Linked DNA regions of Mus musculus: region 1 is linked to region 2. The links are chromatin loops, found by intact Hi-C in ENCODE. Cell type or tissue: left cerebral cortex. All regions are shown on one strand. Each heading gives the region's core, and the rest is flanking DNA. Links, peaks and the distances in the headings are about the cores only.

Evidence for each region. Hi-C counts contacts between places; a loop is a spot of excess contacts. Peaks named below come from ENCODE experiments on the same cell type or tissue, not always from the same donor. Only the 100,000 strongest peaks of a DNase experiment are listed, where the experiment ranks them.
Region 1: it touches region 2 in a loop (12-fold over the local background); 3 of 42 quality-filtered maps call a loop at or near these places.

The regions. Positions count from the first base shown.
Region 1 is chr4:122,802,865-122,812,598 of GRCm38, forward strand. No RefSeq gene overlaps it. Among named protein-coding and RNA genes, the nearest start is that of Ppt1, 28 kb to the right of the region's middle. In left cerebral cortex, for the core only: a CTCF peak has its summit at 5,461 (motif pointing right); a DNase peak (open chromatin) is centred at 5,461.
Region 2 is chr4:121,236,975-121,246,708 of GRCm38, forward strand. It overlaps Gm30102 (a long non-coding RNA gene), which reads left to right. Exons shown (of 4, transcript XR_868091.1): 3 at 873-1,020; 4 at 1,454-2,239. Gm40239 (a long non-coding RNA gene) reads right to left here and starts at 4,534. Exons shown (of 2, transcript XR_868089.1): 1 at 4,463-4,534. In left cerebral cortex, for the core only: a CTCF peak has its summit at 4,572 (motif pointing right); a DNase peak (open chromatin) is centred at 4,554.

The sequences.
Region 1 (9,734 bases), core at 715-8,714, 1.6 Mb after region 2:
TAATACTTGATTTCATAAGGAAAAACAAAAAGCTCAAGATAGTTAAAACAATCCTTTAGCAATAAAATAACTTTCTGAAGTATCACCATCCCTGATTTCAAACTATACTACAGAGCTTTTATAGTAAAACCCATATGCTAGTGGCATTAAAAATAGACATGTTGATCAAATGAATCAAATTAAAGACCCAGACATAAATCCACACACCTATGAACACCCAATTTTTTATAAAGAAGTCAGAAATAAGCAATGAAAACAAAAAAAGAATCTTTAACAAATGGCGCTGGTCTAACTGGATGCCTGCATGTAGAAGAATGTGAATAGATCCATATTTATCACTCTACATAAAGTGTAAGTCCAAGTGGATCAAAGACCTCAGTGTAAAAACTGAACTGAATAGAAGAGAAAGTAGGGAACAGCTTGAGCTCATTGGTACAGGAAACAACTTTCTGAAGACAGGGGTTAGTGCACCCCAACACACATATGCAGGCACTAATATCAACAATTAATAAATGGAACCTCATGAAATGGAAAAGCTTCTGTAACTTCCACAAAGGACACTGTCAAGGGGACAAAACAGCAGCCTACAGAATGGGAAAAGATGTGTACCAACTCTACGTTCAATAGAGGGCTAATGTCCAAAATATATAAAGAACTCAAGAAACTAGGCATCAACAAACTAAACAATCCAGTCAAAAAATGAGGTACAAAGCTAAACAGAGAGTTCTCAATAAAGGAATGTCATATGGCTGAGAAACACTTAAAGAAGTGTTCAACATCCTTAGCTGTTGGGGGGTCCAAAAAAAAAAAAAAAACCAACCCAAATAGTCACAAGAGTCCAGCGAAGCAAGATCTTTATTTGAATTAGGCACAAAAACTGACCAGTCAAGGACAACAGCACAGACACAGAAGCTGACTGCATCTTCAGATGTTCATCTTATTATTTAAGTAGATGAGAAAATTTTTTAATTTTATTTTTATTTTTAAAATTCCATACTCCATTACCTGCCCCCCCCCATCCATCCTCTGTCTGCTCCATATCCCACACCTCCTCCCCAGCACACCCCGTCTCCACGTGGATGCCCCCACCCGCTACCTCATCTGACTTCTAAGCTCCCTGGGGCCTCCAGTCTCTTGAGGGTTAGGTGCATCATCTCTGAATGAACACAGACCCAGAAGTTCTCTACTGTATGTGTGTTGGGGGCCTCATATCAGCTGGTGTATGCTGTCTGTTTGGTGGTCCAGTGTTTGAAAGATCTCAGGGGTCCAGATTAATTAAGACTGCTGGTTCTCCTATAGGGTGACCCTTTTCCTCAGCTTCTTTCAGCCTTCCCTAATTCAACAACAGGAGTCAGCTACTTCTGTCCACTGGTTGGGTGCAAATATGCATCTGACTTTCTCAGCTGCTTGTTGGGTCTTTCGGAGGGCAGTCATGATAGGTCTCTTTTTGTGAGCTCTCCATAGCCTCAGTAATAGACCCTCCCCTTGACCTGGATCCCACTTTGGGCCTGTCCCTGGACCTTCTTTTCCTCAAGCTCTTCTCCATTTCCATCCCTGTAATTCTTTCAGAGAGGAACAATTATGGGTCAGAGGTGTGACTATAGGATGGCAACCCCATCCTGCACGTGATGCCCCATCTTCCTGCTGGAGGTGGGCTCTATCAAGTTCCCTCTCCCTACTGTCGGGCAGGACGTTTCATCTAAGGTCTCTCCCTTTGAGTCCTGAGAGTCTCTCGCCTCCCAGGTCTCTGGTGCATTCTGGGGGGTCCCCCCAAGCTCCTATTTTCTGAGGTTGCCTGTTTACATTCTTTCTGCTGGCCCTCAGGGCTTCAGTCCTTTTCCCTCACCCAATACCAGATCAGGTTTCCCTCCCCACCCCACCCCTCCAAACTCCTCCCCTCATCCACTTTCCCTCCCAGGTCCTTCCCTCCCTCCCAACTTGTGATTTCTTCCTTCTCTCTCCCAAGTGGAACTGAGGTATCCTCACTTGGGCACTTCAGCTTGTGGAGCTTTTTGAATTCTGTGAACTGTGTCTTGGATATTCTATATGTTTTGGGAGGGTTTTGGGGGGGAGTTGTTTTTTGTTTTGTTTTGTTGTTGTTGTTGTTTTGTTTTGGGATTTTTTTGGCTAATATCCACTTATTAGTGAGTACATACCATGCATGTCCTTTTGGGTCTGAGTTATCTCTTTCAGGATGATATTTTCTAGTTCTATCCATTTGCCTACAAAACTCAGGATGTTCTCATTCTTAATAACTGAGTAGTATTCCATTGTGTGAATGAATCACATTTTCTGAATCCATTCTTCTGTCATGGGACATCTGGGTTGTTTTCACCTTCTGGCTATCACAAATAAGGCTGCTATGAACATAGTGGAACATGTGCCCCTGTGTCATGGTGGGGTATCTTTTGGGTATATTCCCAAGAGTGGTATAGCTGGATCTTCAGGTAGATCTATTTCCAATTTTCTGAGAAGCCTCCAGATTGATTTCCAGAGTGTTTGTACCAGTTTGCAATCCCACCAGCAGTAGAGGAGTGTTCCTCTTTCTCCACATCCTCTCCAACACGTGTTGTCACCTGAGGTTTTGATCTTAGCCATTATGATTGGTGTAAGATGGAATTTCAGGGTCGTTTGATTTGCATTTCTCTGATCGATAAGGACTTTGAACATTTCTTTAGGTGCTTCCAGCTACTTGAGATTCCTCAGTTGTGAATTCTTGGTTTAGTTCTATACTGCATTTCTTGATTAGGTTGTTTGGTTTTTTTCATGATTAACTTCTTGAGTTCTTTATATATTTTGGATATTTGCCCTCTATCAGATGTGGGGTTAATGAAGATTCTTTTTCCCAATTTGTAGGCTGCCAATTTGTCTTATTGACTATGTCCTTTGCCTTTCAGAAGCTTTCCAGTTTCATGAGGTCCCATTTATCAAGTGTTGATCTTAGAACATGAGCCACTGAAGTTCTGTTTAGGAAATTTCCCCCTCTGCCAATGAGTTCAAGGCTCTTTTCCACTTTCTCTTCTATTAAATTCAGTGTATCTGGTTTTATGTTAAGGTCCTTGATCCACTTGGACTTGAGCTTTGTACAAGGTGACAAAAATAGGTCTATTTTCATTCTTCTATATACTGACAGCCAGTTAGACCAGCACCATTTATTGAAGATGATTTCTTTTTTCCATTGTATATTTTTGGCATCTTTGTCAAAGATCAAGTGACCATAAGTGTGTGGTTTTATTTCTGGGTCCTCAATTCTATTCCATTGATCAACATGTCTGTCTCTGTACCAAAACCATGCAGTTTTTATCACTATTGCTCTGTAGTAAAGCTTGAGGTCAGGGATAGTGATTCCCGCAGCTGTTCTTTTATTATTAAGAATTTTTTTTGCTATTCCAGGTTTTTTGCCTTTCCAGATGAATTTGAAGATTGCTCTTTCCATGTCTTTGAAGAATTGTGTTGGGATTTTGATGGGGATTGCATTGAATCTATAGATTTGGTAGGATGTCCATTTTTATTATGTTAATTCTGCCAATCCATGAATATGGGAGATCTCTCTATTTTCTGAGATCTTTTTCGATTTCTTTCTTGAGAGAGTTGAAGTTATTGTCAGTCAGGTCTTTCACTTGTTTGGTTAGAGTTATCCCAAGATATTTATACTATTTGTGGCTAATGTGAAGGGAATTATTTCCCTAATTTCTTTCTCAGCCCATTTATCCTTTCTATAAAGGAAGGCTACTGATTTATTTTATTGTACTCAATCCACTAGAAATTGATCAGAGCCATAAAATAGACTCAGAAGCTGAACTGTGACCCTGAGTCAGAGTTTAAGCTTGAAATACACAAACATCTATGCCAAGTTATCTCATGATTTAAGAATAGGTGACTTCTTTGGAACATATCTTTGTGGTACACTTATCCTGCTCCCACTGGCTGGGTTATCAAGCTGTGTTGGTTTGAATATGCTTGACCCAGAGAGTGGCACTATTAGGAGGTGTGGCCTTGTTGGAGGAAATGTGTCACTGTAGGTGTGGGTTTTGAGACCCTCCACAATTTGTTCCTGGCTTCTTTTGGATGAAGATGTAAAACTCTCAGATCCTCCTGTGACATGCCTGCCTGGACACTGCCATTCTCCTTACCTTATGATACTGGGATGAACCTCTGAATCCTGTAAGTCAGGATTATAAAGGATTAATGATGTCCTTTATAAGACTTGCATTGGTCATGGTGTCTGTTCACAGCAATAAAACCCTAACTAAGACAACAGATATGGAAGGATGATTTGCCTTGCAGTCTCATTTCAGCTTGCCAACTGTGATTTCAACTACCCACAGTAATGTCTCTTTCTACCAAGCAGGATATCTGTTATCCAGGGACGTCTTGGAACTTAAAATGTATTTGACTCCTATTCAAAATGGAAGTTCTATTCAAAAATGGCTTCAGTTTGGTTCCATTGTACATAGCCATCAGAGAAATGCAAGTCAAAACTACTCTGAGATTTCATCTTACACCTGTCAGAATGACCAAGATCAATAACATAAGTGACAACTTATGCTATCAAGGATGTGGAGCAAGGGGAACACTCCTTCATTGCTGGTAGGTCACAGCCACTATGGAAATCAATATGGTTGTTTCTCAGAAAAAATTGGGAATCAATCTACCTCAAGACCCAGATTTACCTCTCTTAGGCACATACACAAAAGATGTCCCATCCTACCCCACTCTCACTTGCTTAGCTATGTTTATAGAAGCTTTATTCCTAATAGCCAGAAACTGGAAACAACCTAGATGCCCCTCAAACAGAAGAATGGATAAAGAAAACGTGGTATGCTTACACAATGGAGTGTTACTCAGCTGTTAGAGAAAAAATGACATTATAAAAATTTTAAGCTAATGGATGGAACTAAAACATCCAGAGTGAGGTGACCCAGACCCAGGAAGACAAACGTGATTTTGATTCACAAGTGGATATTAGCTGTTAAATAAAATATAATCACACTACAATCCACAGACCCAGAGAGTCTAAGTAACAAGGCTAGGGGGATGCAGGGTTCTCCCTGGGGAGGAAAAATATAATTTGTGGATAGACTTGGTGGGTGGGGACGGAAACAGGAGGGAATTGGGTGAGGAAGTGAGGGACAGAGGAAGGAGTACAGGAAAAGATTACCAGAATACTGAAACATTTCTAGGAACACAGCAGAAACTTCCTTCACCCATGAAGATGACCCTAGCAAGGACTCCTAGTAATGGAGTATATGAAGCCTGAATCATCCATCTTTGATAACCTAGCAGGCTTCCAGTGGCAGGACCCAGGCACCAATCCAGCCATAAAACCTTCAACCCATAAATAAACACAGCATGTATGCACAGCATGTATGTACCCGTCCTGCCTGCAAGATCGTGGCTCAAAGCTTGTGAGAGTGGCCAACCAAAGACTGGTATAACCAGGCCCAAGCCACAAGAGGGAGCCCGTGCCCAACATTGCCTGGATTCCAGGAACTGGAAACTGAATGTTTGGCTCAGATACCTAGAGTAGAACCAAACACAATTGAAAAGGGAGAAAAAAGTCACTGAAATGATTCCTAATGATGTTCATACATTGGTGCCTAGCCCAATTGACATCAGAGAGGCTCCTTCCAGCAGCTTACGGGAGCAGATGCAGAGACCCACTCAAACATTAGCTGGAGCTCAGGGAAACCTGTAGAAGAGGAGAAGGAAGGATTATAAGAGCCAGAAGGGTTGAGGACTCCAGGAAAACACAGTCCACAGAATCAACTAAGCAGGGCTCATAGGGGCTCACAGAGACTGCAGTGGCAATCACAGAGCCTACACTAGGTCTGTGCTAGGTCCTCTGCATACATGCTGTGTTTATTTAACTTGGGTTTTTTTGTAGGGCTCCTAACAGAGGGAGAAGGGATATCAGTGACTCTTTGCCAGCTCTTGGGACCCTTTTCCTCCTATGAGTTGCTTCGTCCAGCCTTGATATGGGTGTTTGTGCCTAGTCTTATTGCATCTTGCTATGCTGAGTTCAGCTGGTATCACTGAGAAGCCAGCTGGTATCACTGGGAAGCCTGCTCTTTCCTGAAGAGAAATGGAGAATGGATCTGGGAGAGGGCAGGCTGCCATTGGGATGTATTGTATGAAAGAATACATTTAAAAATAAATGTTTGTTTTCAGGCCAGACTTGATGGTGCATGCCTTTAATTGCAGACTAGGGAGGCAGTGGCTGGCAGATCTCTGTGAGTTTGAAGGCAACCTGATCTACAGAGTGAGTTCCAAGACAGTCAGGGCTGTTACACAGAGAAACACAAATAATAACAATAATAACAATAACAATAATAATAATAATAAAATATATTTTCTTTTGGGGTTTTTTTTTGGTGTATTGCCTGCATATATAACTGCACACCATGTGTGTGTATAGTGCTCGGGGGAGGCTAGATGAAGAAGTTGGATCCCTAGAACTGATGTTGCATTCATGTGGGTGCTGAAAATTGAACCAGGGATATCTGGAAGAGTGGTTAGAGCTCTTAACTACCAAGGCATCTCTTCAGCCCTTGATTTTTGCGGGGTGTTGGTTAGTTAGGTGGGTGGGTGGGTGGTTGGTTGGTTTTGAGGCTGGCCTGGTACAAATTGGCGTCAAACTTACAGAAACCCTATTTTTTTTTCTGTCTCCTAACTGCTGAGATTACAAACAGATAGCATCACCCTGGCCTAAAATTAACCGGTGTGTGTGTGTGTGTGTGTGTGTGTGTGTGTGTGTGTGTGTGTGTGTAGTGTATGTGCACGTGTGCAAGTGTGCTCTGCTGTTTCCATGCAGAGGCTAGAGGACATCAGGTGTTCCACTCTATCATACTCTACCTAATTCTCTTGAATCTGGAGCAGGCTGGTGGCCAGCAAGCCATGTGTGTGTAGACCACATGCAGCTTTTATGTAGATTCTGCAGGTCCTGTGCTAGCTTAGGAATCACTCTTAACTATTTCTTAGTGTATTACTCAGAGGTATTGACTCCATGTTATTGTTTTAAATTTTATTTTTATTATTTTTAGTTATGTGTAGCTGTATGTGTCTGTGTGGGAGTGAGCAAATATGTGTTCGGGTGCTCACAGAAACCAGGGTGTCAGATCCCCTGAAGCTAGAGTGGCAGGTGGGTGTGAGCCACCTGACATGGGTGCTGGGAACTGAACTATGGTCTCCTGGAAGAGCAGTTGGTGCTCTTAACTGCTGAGACATCTCTTCAGCTCTTGAGTCCACATTGTACAACTGTCACCACCATCCACCTCCAGGGTCCTTCTTGCCAAACTCAAACTCAGTACCCACTTACGATAACTAGTTTTGGTACAAGCTAGAGACATCTGAGAGGAAACATCAACTGAGTATATGCCCCCATCAGATCAGGCTGCAAACAAGCCTGTAGGACATTTTCTTAGTGATTGACATTGGAGGGCCCAGCCACCCTGGGCTGGTGGTCCTGTGTTCGATAACAAAACAGACTGAGCAAGCCATGGAAATCAAACCAGTAAGCAGCACTCATCCATGGCCTCTGCATCAGCTCCTGCCTCCAAGTTCCTGCCCTATTTGAGTTTCTGCCTTCACTTCCTTCAGTGACAATAGAACTATAAGTAAGGTTAACTCTTTCTTCTCCAAGCTGCTTTTGGTCATCACAGCAATTATCACCCTAACACTCCACTAAACAATGACTCCTTATTCCCTGTAATGGTTAATACTGATTGTCAACTCGTCAGAATCTAAATTCAGCTAGGAGACAAACATCTTGGCATGCCTGAGATGGTTTTTAGACTGAGCATACTGAGGTTGGGAGACTTGCCTTAAATGTCGATGGCACCATTTCATGGGCTCGGGAAAGGAGAAAAAAAACCTGAGCAACAGCCTTCATCGTTCTCTTTGCTTCCTGGCTGTGGATGCAATGGAACAACCTGACTCAAGCTCCTGCCACCACGCTTGTCCTGCCGTGACGGACTGTACCCTCACACTGTGAGCCAAGAGGCCAAGTGTGGTAGTGTACATCTTAAATCCCAACACTCAAAAGGCAGAGGCAGGAAGAGCTCTATGAGTTCAAGCCAGCTGGGTCTACATAGTGAGTTCCAGAGCTGTATAGTGAGACTGTCGACAGACAGGCAGACAGACTGATTGGAGTCATGAGTCAAAATAAATCCTTCCTCCTTGTTTTTCTCAGGTATTTTTTCAAGCAATGAGAAAAGTAACTGACGCCCTCCACCTCTCCGTCCTCCCTGGCAATCACCATTCTATCTACTTCCTGTCTTTATAATTTTGATTGCTGTTAAGTACCTCATAGAGATGAAGTGTTAAATTAAATATGAAAGCTGCTACAAATATGTATCTCCAAGTATTTCTTCAATACCTGCCTTTGAGTCCATACCAAGAAGTGCAAGTGTTGAGTCATATAGTGGTTCTATTTTTAAATTCTTTTCAATTTCATTTTACATGTATGGGTACATATCTACGTGTAGCTGCATTATCTGTGTGTGCCATGTGGGTGTCTAGTGCCCACAGAAGCAATAATAGGGAACTGGATCTCCTGTAACTGAAGTTACAGATGCTTGTGGGCTGACAGGTAGGTACTTAGAATCAGACCTAGGTCCCCTGGAAAAACAGCCAGTGCTCTTAACCATTGAGCTATTTCTCTAACCCTGTAATCTTTTTAATTTTTCAGGATAGTACCAGATTGTCTCCTATATTCTCTGTATCTCTTTACATTATTACCAATAATATGCAAGGTTGTAGTTTGTCCACATCCTCAACAACACTTGGTTTGGTTTGGTTTGGTTTGGTTTGGTTTGGTTTGGTTTGGTTTGGTTTGGTTTGGTTTTGGTTAATATTAACCTTTGTAAATACTATGGAATGCATGTTTCTGCCTCAGCTCTAAACAAAACTCCAACAAGCATAGGAGATAATGGGGCTAAAAGGACTTTTAATTCCATATTTAGTCTTTGACCACAGTTTCTCACAGAAATATTCTCAGGCCTTTATAATTTCGAGGGAAAGGGCTGGCTGGGATCCTTTATAGGAGTGGGTCAGGGTCTAGGGAATAAGGAAGTTGATGAGGCTATAGGAGGATATGTGCAGGTTTGTGGTCTCTTCTTCCTGGAATTGTTGGATCAGCTTAGACAGACTATCTTGAGAAATGACTGTCTCAGTAAACATTCCTCTCTGTGGCTGACTGATAACTGTTGGGTAAGGCCAGCCGAAACTTCCTAAGAATTCTGTATTTACAACTGAGGGACTCTGATATGATTGATAGCTTGTATAATCCCAATGATAGGACAATGGAGACAGAAATATCCCTGTGGTTGACTGGCCAGCCACCTTAGCTTAATTGGTGAGCTCCAGTTCTCTAGAGAGACCTTGTCTCAAAAAATATAATAATAATAATAATAATAATAAAGATGATGGCAGGTGGCTCCTAAGCAATGACATCTGAGGTTAACCTCTGTTCTTCACAAACATGGATACCTGCACACATACAAATGCATACATATATGCACTTATACACATATACTACAAGAAGTATAGATACTGAAAAGATTCTGGAATGCTATCATCTGGAGGTACCACAATATGGTGGACAAAGAAAGGTCATGCTATGGGAGACCTGTGTGACCTTTCACGTGTCTTCCCTGTGTGGTACTCAATTTTCTTTCTTCATTTTCAGCTGGGTTGGACTGGGTTTTTTATTGAGACAAGGATTCTCTGTGTAG
Region 2 (9,734 bases), core at 679-8,678:
CAATCAATCAACGACTTTATTTTCTCTAAGTAAATAATGATCTGTGTCCACTTACCATAGAAGGAAAACTAGTAGAGTCATTTTACCTAGGGTAAACATCAGAATGAAGTAGTTGTTTTCTAGAAGTACTTAGTCCCCGAAGAAATCACTGTAGAAAACAGTGATTGTTTTCTGTGATTTACAGAATTGTTTTCCTGAAAGAGCATTATAACCTTTGCATGACTTTGGCCATAAGACAATCCTGGCACACCTTGAATATCTTGCATGATTGGGTATTCCAAACAGTGCACAGAAAGGACTGAAGTTGCAGGGATGTGATGTTTTTCTTCATGTAGCACATAGAATAGACCAGTGGCTCTGCTATGAGGAACTTATTTTACGCAATAAACAATTTTTGTATAATGATCAGTAAATATGCTTTGACATGGCAGTTTGAAGTCAGTCCATCAGAGGCAGGACCTCCACGATGCCTGCAAGGTCATATTTCATCCTGGAGTGATTTTCTTTCTTGGATTACTCCACATGACTCTACTACGAACAACTTACATGGATTCTCTTTTACTCTGCTAGCTTAGTATTTCTGGCCAAGTTCCATTGTTCTGTGCCTTTTCAAGATTGCATGGCTAGTATGCTACTTTGCTTCTCAGCAGGTAAAAGCAGTCTCTTCAAAGAGAATCCTTCTATTTTGTTCTGACTGTTTCCCAAGTGAGACAGGAAGATTAGACAGAAGGGCTTCTATTCTTCCTGACACAGCCACAGATGTTTGATAAAAGTGGGAGGGGTGCTTGCTCATTAGGTACCAGTAGACACAAGAATAAGCAATAGTGTTGCTGTCTCTCTCTTCCTAATTGTTCATCCTATTCCTAACACAGTTCCTCCTCAGGACAAAGGTGAGCAGAAGCTCTGCTGGGCCTCCTCCTGACCCACAGGACTGCTATTGGCATCTTCAGTTGTGTGTTCAGAAAACAAACAAACAAACAAACAAACACCCCTCCCCCAAGGAGTTACCTACAGTCTCAGGTATTGTCATCAATCTTGGGAGGTTTCCTATCTTTCCCCAGACAAAGAGACTAACATCTGGACTCTTTTCCTCATCTCTCGGGGGATGGTCACAGCAGAAGAACTTTTTGAAATCCTCTGACCTTGGAGTATGAGGGTCCATACCCAAAACCTGGTATTTGGTTTTCATAAGGCCACTGTGAGCTTGATGGTCTTTGGGCTCACTGATAGAGCTCAGGCAACTTAAATGTCATTCCTTGGTTTATCTATGGCACTTCAAGAGTCATGGCAAGTATTTGCTATATTTTAATGAACCTTTCCATCCTTGGCAAAGGTAGTGATGTCCTCCCCGTCACCAATGCCTTGTTTGGTTTTTGTTTTTCCCCTTCTAGGCTTGTCTCAGACTCACGTTGTAAAGAATGACCTTATATTTCAGATGCTTTTGTCTCTGCAGGTGTGTGACATCATCCTGATTTATGCCATACTAAGAATTGAACCTAGGGCTTTGTGCATGCCTGGCAAGCACTGTACTAGTTGAGCTATACTTTTCTAAACTCCTGAGTTTGTCCTTAGCCTACATTGGAACAGGAGGACTATGCTGAAGGAAGCAGCTCTATCACTGGGAAGAATCTGAACTAATGAAGCAAAGGGTGAGACCAGGACAATGAAGACCCCCACACAGAGTGCACATCTAGCCTTACTGGGACCCATTCAACACTGCAGCTGAATTGGGTATTAAGTAATCACTTATTTAACAAGAGTTTCAAATATTGTAGTTAAGCAGACAAAGGTTGGGACAGAAATCAACAGAAAAGAGTACATGTGCCAGCAGACTTCCTTGCTAGTCATAAGCAGGAAATGCAACAGAAAGCACGTTTGTCAACGGCACAGGTGTATTTACTGTCCACGTGTGCTGGACCGGCCAACTGCTATGATCTATGTGTAGCTCTTGGGATTGGTACAGTATCTGCAGAGTGCATAATTTAAACACAAAGCTTCTTGACTTCATTTAGACTGCTCTGTAGCAGGCAAAGCCCTTGAAATAAGACTTCCTTCTACGTTGGGTTCTAAGTTTCAGTCCTGGCATCTGATTTTTATCAGTTTTGTATAGACTTTATGTTTCATATTTTAATCTCAAATCTAGCATTGTATAAAGTTTGGACAATTTATCCTGAAGCTTTGTATCTGGCTGTACCTGTATAAACTGCTACAGATAAAAATAAAGCACGCACAACCTGTATCTATCATGTAGATGCATGGAAAGATGAGCTTTGCACACAATGGGTTTGGAGGTGACTGAGAACAATGAAAATAACTACATTAGCCATGGTTGTAAAGGGTTTTGGTGTTGTTATTTATTTTAAAAACCATTTTGTGAAAGTTTTCTGAAACGTGGTAGTGAAAAGCAGTTGGTATTAAAAGAGAAAGAAAGAAAGAAAGGAAGAAAGAAGGAAAAGAAAGGAAAGAATGAAACCAAGCAAGCAAGCAAGCAAGCAAGCAAGCAAGAGCTGGGCAGTGGTGGTGGTGGTGGTGGTGCACATTTTACATTCCAGCATTCAGGAGGCAGAGGTGGGCGGGGGTTGGGAGGTGTCTCTGAGTTCAGGGTCAGCTTAGCCTACAAAGTGAATTCAAGGACAGCTAGGGCTATTATACAGAAAAACCCTGTCTCAAAAAACTAAAACAAACAACCAAACCACCCCCCCAAGCCCCCCCCCCCCCAAGACAATCCCTCGCAAAGAAAAAAAATTTAAGGATACATTTTAAAATTATTTTTTCCTTGTATGGTTGTGTGTCTGCATGTGTGTATGCCACATGCAAAAGCCATAGGATGGCGTCAGTGCCTCTGGAGCTGAAATCATAGGTAATTGTGAGCTACCTGGTGTGAGAATTTGGAAGCAAACTCAGGTTCTAGAAAAGCATCATGCGTGCTTAAATTTATTTAAAGAAGGACCAGTAAGCTAGTTCAGTGGGTCAAGATGTTTGCCACCAAGCCCCATAATCTGCGTCAATCCCTGTGATCCACGAGGTAGGAGAGTACTGACTTCCATATTTGGGCCTCTGACCTTGGAGTGTGTAGCAATACTCTATGGCAAATGTGCTACACAATACATTTTAAAAATAGAAATGACATGTGTATAAGGCAGAGATGTTAATTAGCCTTCTCCATTTGTTCCTACAGACCAAAGTGAACAATCAAGGGCTTTCAGCAAAAGTTTCTTTCAAGTCTCTAAGAAGTTGCCTAGGCAACCATTATCATCATAATCCACAAGATAAAGGCACTCACTATCTACAAAGCTAACGGGAGAATTTCAATGTGTTCCCCAGCGGAGTAGCCTCCAAAATTAGTAATTTTTAAGTTAACAAAGAGTAGATGGAGCCATAGGAATTATTTAGGTTTTCCACTTGATAATAAATACAGTAAGAAAATATGCTGAAAAATAAACATTTCCATTCAGGAAGAGCTAATTGTTGGATTCTGTAAGATCCAATAATGGCAGGGCAGTGGAGGTGCACACCTTTTATCCCAGACCTTGAGAAGCAGAGGCCAAAGACTCTCTGAGTTCCAGATTAGCCTGGTCTACAGGGTGAGTGTCAGGATAGCCAGGGTTACACAGAGAAACCCTGTCTCACTGCTCCCCCAAAGGATACAATAATGGCCTGATCTTGTTAAAACTCTGGAGGAGTCATAAACAATATCTACCTCCTCTTTCTATGGTGCCAATGACCACTTGAGGTAAGTGAATGAAAAAATAGATCAGTAAAAAGGACAGGACACGACTGCTCCTAGGTATGGCGGGGGAGAAGCTTTGTTGTGGATAAAAGGGAGAGCGCAGTCAGAGGCTGGGACATCTGGGAGAGTCCATAGTGGACTTGACCCTGAGCCATGTGAGGAGAGGGGAAAGGAGAGAGGGTGGAGGGGAGAGGGCAAACAGGTGCTACAGCCTGAAGGCCTAAAAGACTGGGGTAACCAACATGAACGGATTATATGAGGAAGAGCAACCCAATCTCTTGGGCTGAAGAGTTCAAGGGCGGGGTAGGGAGTGTCGGGGAGGGGGGAAAGAAGAGGAGGGGGTTTGCCAGCCAGGAAGGCCCAGTAAGAGGTATGGACTGAGAAGTGAAGGGAGAAACAGGCAGCCAGACTCTGCTTTGATACGTTCGTTAAGTAGGTATCTCAGCCATTTGTACCAGAATTGAAGCCTAGCAGTAAGGCTCCACCAACGTCCAGCCTGGGGAACCAATGAACTTGTTTAAAAGGCTTATTTATAGAGCCTGGGAGACATTAAAGCAGCCGCACTGGAATGTCTGCATTCAACATGGATGATGACTCCCCCAGGGCCGTGTAAATGGAGACCCTTCCCTATTTCTACCCTGCCTAAGTGCTACAGCCCCTCCCTAATCCCTCAACCACGTACACAATTCAGATTTGCATTTAACTGGTTGGGAGGGGTGACGAAATACTCACTTGAGGGCTGAGTTTCTCTCCCCACTCCTTCCTTCTTTGAGGGAATGTCAGCTGTTAACAAGTCCAGCTGTGATGATCTTTTGGGAGCAGTTCCTCCCAAACTCCTGAAGATGGCAGCAGTGCACTGAAGAAAAACGCTTAAGTGCTCATGAATCCAATGTAGGATATGTTTAATAATTATGCTATGCCTGCTAGCTAGCCATAATAAGGAATGTAATAGAACCTCTAAAAACAGGAAAATATTTGTGAGATGCTATGGAAGACTTTAATGGCTGTTGGGTGAGAGAATAAAAAACAGCAGGACCTTTGCTTTCTGCACTCGGGTCTCCTCCAATGATTATCAGATACTCAGATCCAGGACTGAGCCAGGCTCTGCAAACCTGGACTATTCAGATGGCTATAGGTAGTGACACTTCATTGGAGAAATCACAGACAAAGGACTTTAAGAATCAGGCTCCATATGAACCTTGGGGATGTTCACTAAAGGAAAGTTTTGATTGTGTCTTTGTAGTTGCAAAAGGCCAAAAAGCCATCTCTATGTGGATAGAATCTGGAATGTATTATATAAAAGGTAGTTGTGTTGTTTGCCAGAAGGAAATTTAAAGACACTCTGTTCCTGTGATGTTTCTTCTGTACTGGGAAATGGATTCCAGGCCTTGCATTTGTTAAGCAAGCACTATGCCACTTGGCTATACCAATAGCTCCTCCTTCATTTTATATTTGAGAAAGGTGTTATTGCATAGCCCTGGCTGGCCCGGAACTCACTGTGTAGACTAGACTGGCTTCAAATTCAGAGCTCTATCTGCATCTACCTCCCCTCAAGTGATAGGATTGAAGGCAAGTGTCACTACACACAGCTTCCTAGCTCCCTTTTTGAATACTTTAAATTTGGGGATAAGGATTGAAGCAAGTCACCCAAGCTTGCCTTGACCCTGCTACTTCAGGGTCCTGCATAGGGGGTTACACGTGTTTACCACCATGCCTTAGAGTCAGTCTTTTGAAATGTTTCTAAGAAAAGAGACCTCAAATCAAGTATTGTGGCTTATGTCAGTAAACCCAGCATTCAGGTGAGTGAGGCTGGAAGATTACCACAAGTTCCAGCTTAGCAAGGGTTACGTAGTAAGACCTTCTCTCAAAAAACAAAAGTTACAAAAAGTGCCTCCTTAAACCCTTTTGCTTGTTTGTTTTTTGAGACAGGATTTCTCTATGTACGACTGTCGTGGCACTCTGTAGACCAGACTGGCATCGAAATCCCAAAGATCCTCCTGCCTCTGCCTCTGTGCTGGGACTAAAGGCATGAGCCACCACCACCGCTGCCACTGGCTAACCTTCAAGTCACTAAGATGAAGATGAAAATCAGTCAGTGGATGGCTTAATACTGGCCTCATCCAACACACACTTAGATCTTGCCAATAACTCATCCTCCAGAATGCAATTTGGATATTTAATTGTTTTAAATTCTAAGAGTGTAGTTCAAAGCAATAAAAATAGGCAAGTGACACTCTACCATTGACATACACTTTCAGTCCCTGTCCATTTCTGAAAATTTCTCTCTCTAAAGCTGCACTGACTAGACATTTCTTTTTTTTTTTTGCTATGATGGAAATGTTTTTTCTCATTGCTATTTTGTTATTACTATTATTTTACGTATTCACTTTACATCCCACTCACTGCCCCCTGTCATCCCCTCCCACAGTCTTTCTGCCTATATTCCCTCCTCTTCTCCTCTGAGCAGGTGGGGACCCCTGGGTACGGGGTATCCCCCTACCCTGGCACATCAAGTCTCTATGAGGCTAGGCACATCCTCTTCTACTGAGGCCAGACAAGCCAGCCCAGCTAGAAGAACATATCCCACAGACAGGCCACAGGTTTTGGGTAGCCCCCTCTCCCCTGCATGAAGACCAAGCTGCACATCTGCTACATATTCGAGGGGAGGTTTGAGTTCAGCTGTGCATGCTCTTTGGTTGGCGGTTCAGTCTCTGAGAGCCCTAGGGGTCCAGGTTAGTTGACTTTGTTGATCTTCCATGTGCTTTTGATCTTAGCCATTCTGACCAGTGTAAATGGAATCTCAGAGTTGTTTTGATTTGCATTTCCCTGCTGACTGAGGACTTGGAAAGTTTCTGAAAGTGCTTTTCGACCATTTGAGATTCCTTTGCTGAAAATTCTCTGTTTAGCTCTGTGCCCCCCCCCCCCACTTTTTTCTTTTTGGGTTATTTGGGTTATTGGTGTTTACCTTCTTGAGTTTATTTATTTATTTATTTTGATAAAATTTGGATATTAGCCCTTTGTCAGATGTAAGGTTGGTGAGGACATGGAAATGTTCTTGCATCTTCCTGTCCAACACAGTAACCATTAGTTTCATGTGACAGTGTCTACTTTCTCAGAACTTACATATTAGAACCATGCTGCCCAATACAACGTCATCACCACACAGGTATATTTTAAAACTTTTGACCTTTTAAAGATAATGTATAATGTTTAATGCCTTTAAATTTAATTGCTATTTTTCAGCATCAAGTTTTTGGATACAACTGTCATTTAATATCACAAATATGTGGTCATATTCAGAGATGGAACATATATTTTTTTTATTAGATATTTTCTTTATTTTATCCCCTTTCCGGGTTTTCCCTCTAAAAATCCTTTATCCCCTCCCGCTTCCCTCTGCTCAACAACCCACCCACTCCTGCTTCCTGGCCCTGGCATTCCCCTACACTGGGGCATAGAGCCTTCACATGACCAAAGGCCTCTCCTCCCATTGATGATCGACTAGGCCATTCTCTGCTACATATGCAGCTGGAGCCATAAGTCCCACCATGTGTACTCTTTGGTTAGTGGTTTAGTCGCAGGGAGCTCTGGGGGAACTGGTTAGTTCATATTGTTGTTCCTCCTATAGGGCTACAAACCCCTTCAGCTCCTCTGTCCTTTATCTTGCTCCTCCATTGGGTACCATGTGCTGAGTCTAATGGTTGGCTGGGACCATCCACCTCTGTATTTGTCAGACACTGGTAGAGCCTCTCAGGAGACAGCTATAACAGGCTTCTGTCAGCAAGCACTTATTGACATCCACAATAGTGTCTGGGTTTGGTAACAGTATATGGGATGGGTTCCCAGGTGGGGCAGTCTCTGGATGGTCATTCCTTCAGTCTCTGCTCCACAATTTCTCTCTCTAACTCCTTCCATGGTTATTTTGTTCCCCCTTCTAAAAAGGACCGAAGTAGTCACACTTTGGTCTTCCTTCTTCTTGAGTTTCATGTGGTTTTTGAATTGTATCTTGGGTATTCTGAGCTTCTGGGCTAATACCACTTATCAGTGAGTGCATACCATGTATGTTCTTTTGTGATTGGGTTACCTCACTAAGGATGATATTTTCTTTTTAAACTTTTTCCAATTTTTTATTAGATATTTTCTTTATTTACATTTCAAATGCTATCCTGAAAGTCCCCTATACCCTCCCCCCACGCTGCTCCCCTACCCACCCACTCCCACTTCTTGGCCCTGGTGTTCCCCTGTACTGGGGCATATAAAGTTTGCAAGATCAAGGGGCCTCTCTTCCCAATGATGGCCGACTAGGCCATCTTCTGCTACATATGCAGCTAGAGACACGAGCTCCGGGGGGTATTGGTTAGTTCATATTGTTGTTCCTTGTATAAGGTTACAGACCCCTTCAGCTCCTTGGGTACTTCCTCTAGCTCCTCCATTGGGGGCCCTGTGTTCCATCTTTTTTTTTTTTTTTGTTTGTTTGTTTTTTTTCTTTTTTTTTTTAAATTAGATATTGTGATGGTTTGTATATCCTTGGACCAGGGAGTGGCACCATCTGAAGGTGTGGCTTTGTTGGAATAGGTGTGACCTGGTTGGAATGGGTGTGGGTATAAGATCCTCACCTTAGTTGCCTGGAAGTCAGTCTTCCACTAGCAGCCTTTGGATGAAGACATAGAACTCTTCAGCTCTACCTGCACCATGCCTGTGTGGATACTGCCATGCACCCACTTTGATGATAATGGACTGAACCTCTGAATCTGTAAGCCAGGCCCAATTAAATGTTGTTTTATTAAGACTTGCCTTGGTCATGGTGTCTGTTCACAGCAGTAAAACCCTAACTAAGACAGGTATTTTCTTCATTTACATTTCCAATGCTATCCCAAAAGTCCCCCATGTCCTTCCCCCCAACTACCTTCCCCCCCACACTCCCACTTCTTGGCCCTGGCGTTCCCCTGTACTTAGGCATATAAAGTTTACAAGACCAATGGTCCTCTCTTTCCACTGATGGCCGACTAGGCCATCTTCTGATACATATGCAGCCAGAGACATGAGCTCCAGGCGTTACTGGTTAGTTAATATTGTTGTTCCACCTATAGGGTTGCAGATCCCTTTAGGTCCTTGGGTACTTTCTCTAGCTCCTCCATTGGGGGCACTGTGTTCCATCTTATAGATGACTGTGAGCATCCACTTCTGTATTTGCCAGGCACTGGCATAGCCTCATACCAGACAGCTGTAACAGAGTTCCTTCAGCAAAATCTTTCTGGCATATGCAATAGTGTCTGGGTTTGGTGGCTGATTATGGGATGAATCCCTGGGTGTGGTATTCTCTGGATAGTCCATCCTTTCGTCTTAGCTCCAAACTATGTCTCTGTAACTCCTTTCATGGGTATTTTGTTCCCTATTCTAAGGAGGAATAAAGTATCCACCCATTGGTCTTCCCTCTTCTTGATTTTCTTGTGTTTTGCAAATTGTATCTTGGGTGTTCTATGTTTCTGGGCTAATATCCACTTATCAGTGAGTACATATCTAATGACTTCTTTTGTGATTGAGTTACCTCACTAAGGATATCCTCCAGATACATCTGTTTGTCCAAGAATTTGATAAATCCATTGTTTTTAATAGCTGAGTAGTATTCCATTGTGCAAATGTTCCACATTTTCTGTATCCATTCTTCTGTTGAGGGACATCTGGGTTCTTTCCAGTTTCTGGCTATTATAAATAAGGCTGCTATGAACATAGTGGAGCATGTGTCCTTCTTACCGGTTGGAACATCTTCTGGATATATGCCCAGGAGAGGTATTGCAGTATCCTCCGGTAGTACAATATCCAGTTTTCTGAGGAACCACCAGACTGATTTCCAGAGTGGTTGTACAAGCTTGCAATCCCACCAACAATGGAGGAGTGTTCCTCTTTTTCCACATCCTCGCCAGCATCTGCTGTCACCTGAATTTTTGATCATAGCCATTCTGACTAGTGTGAGGTGGAATCTCAAGGCTATTTTGATTTTCAT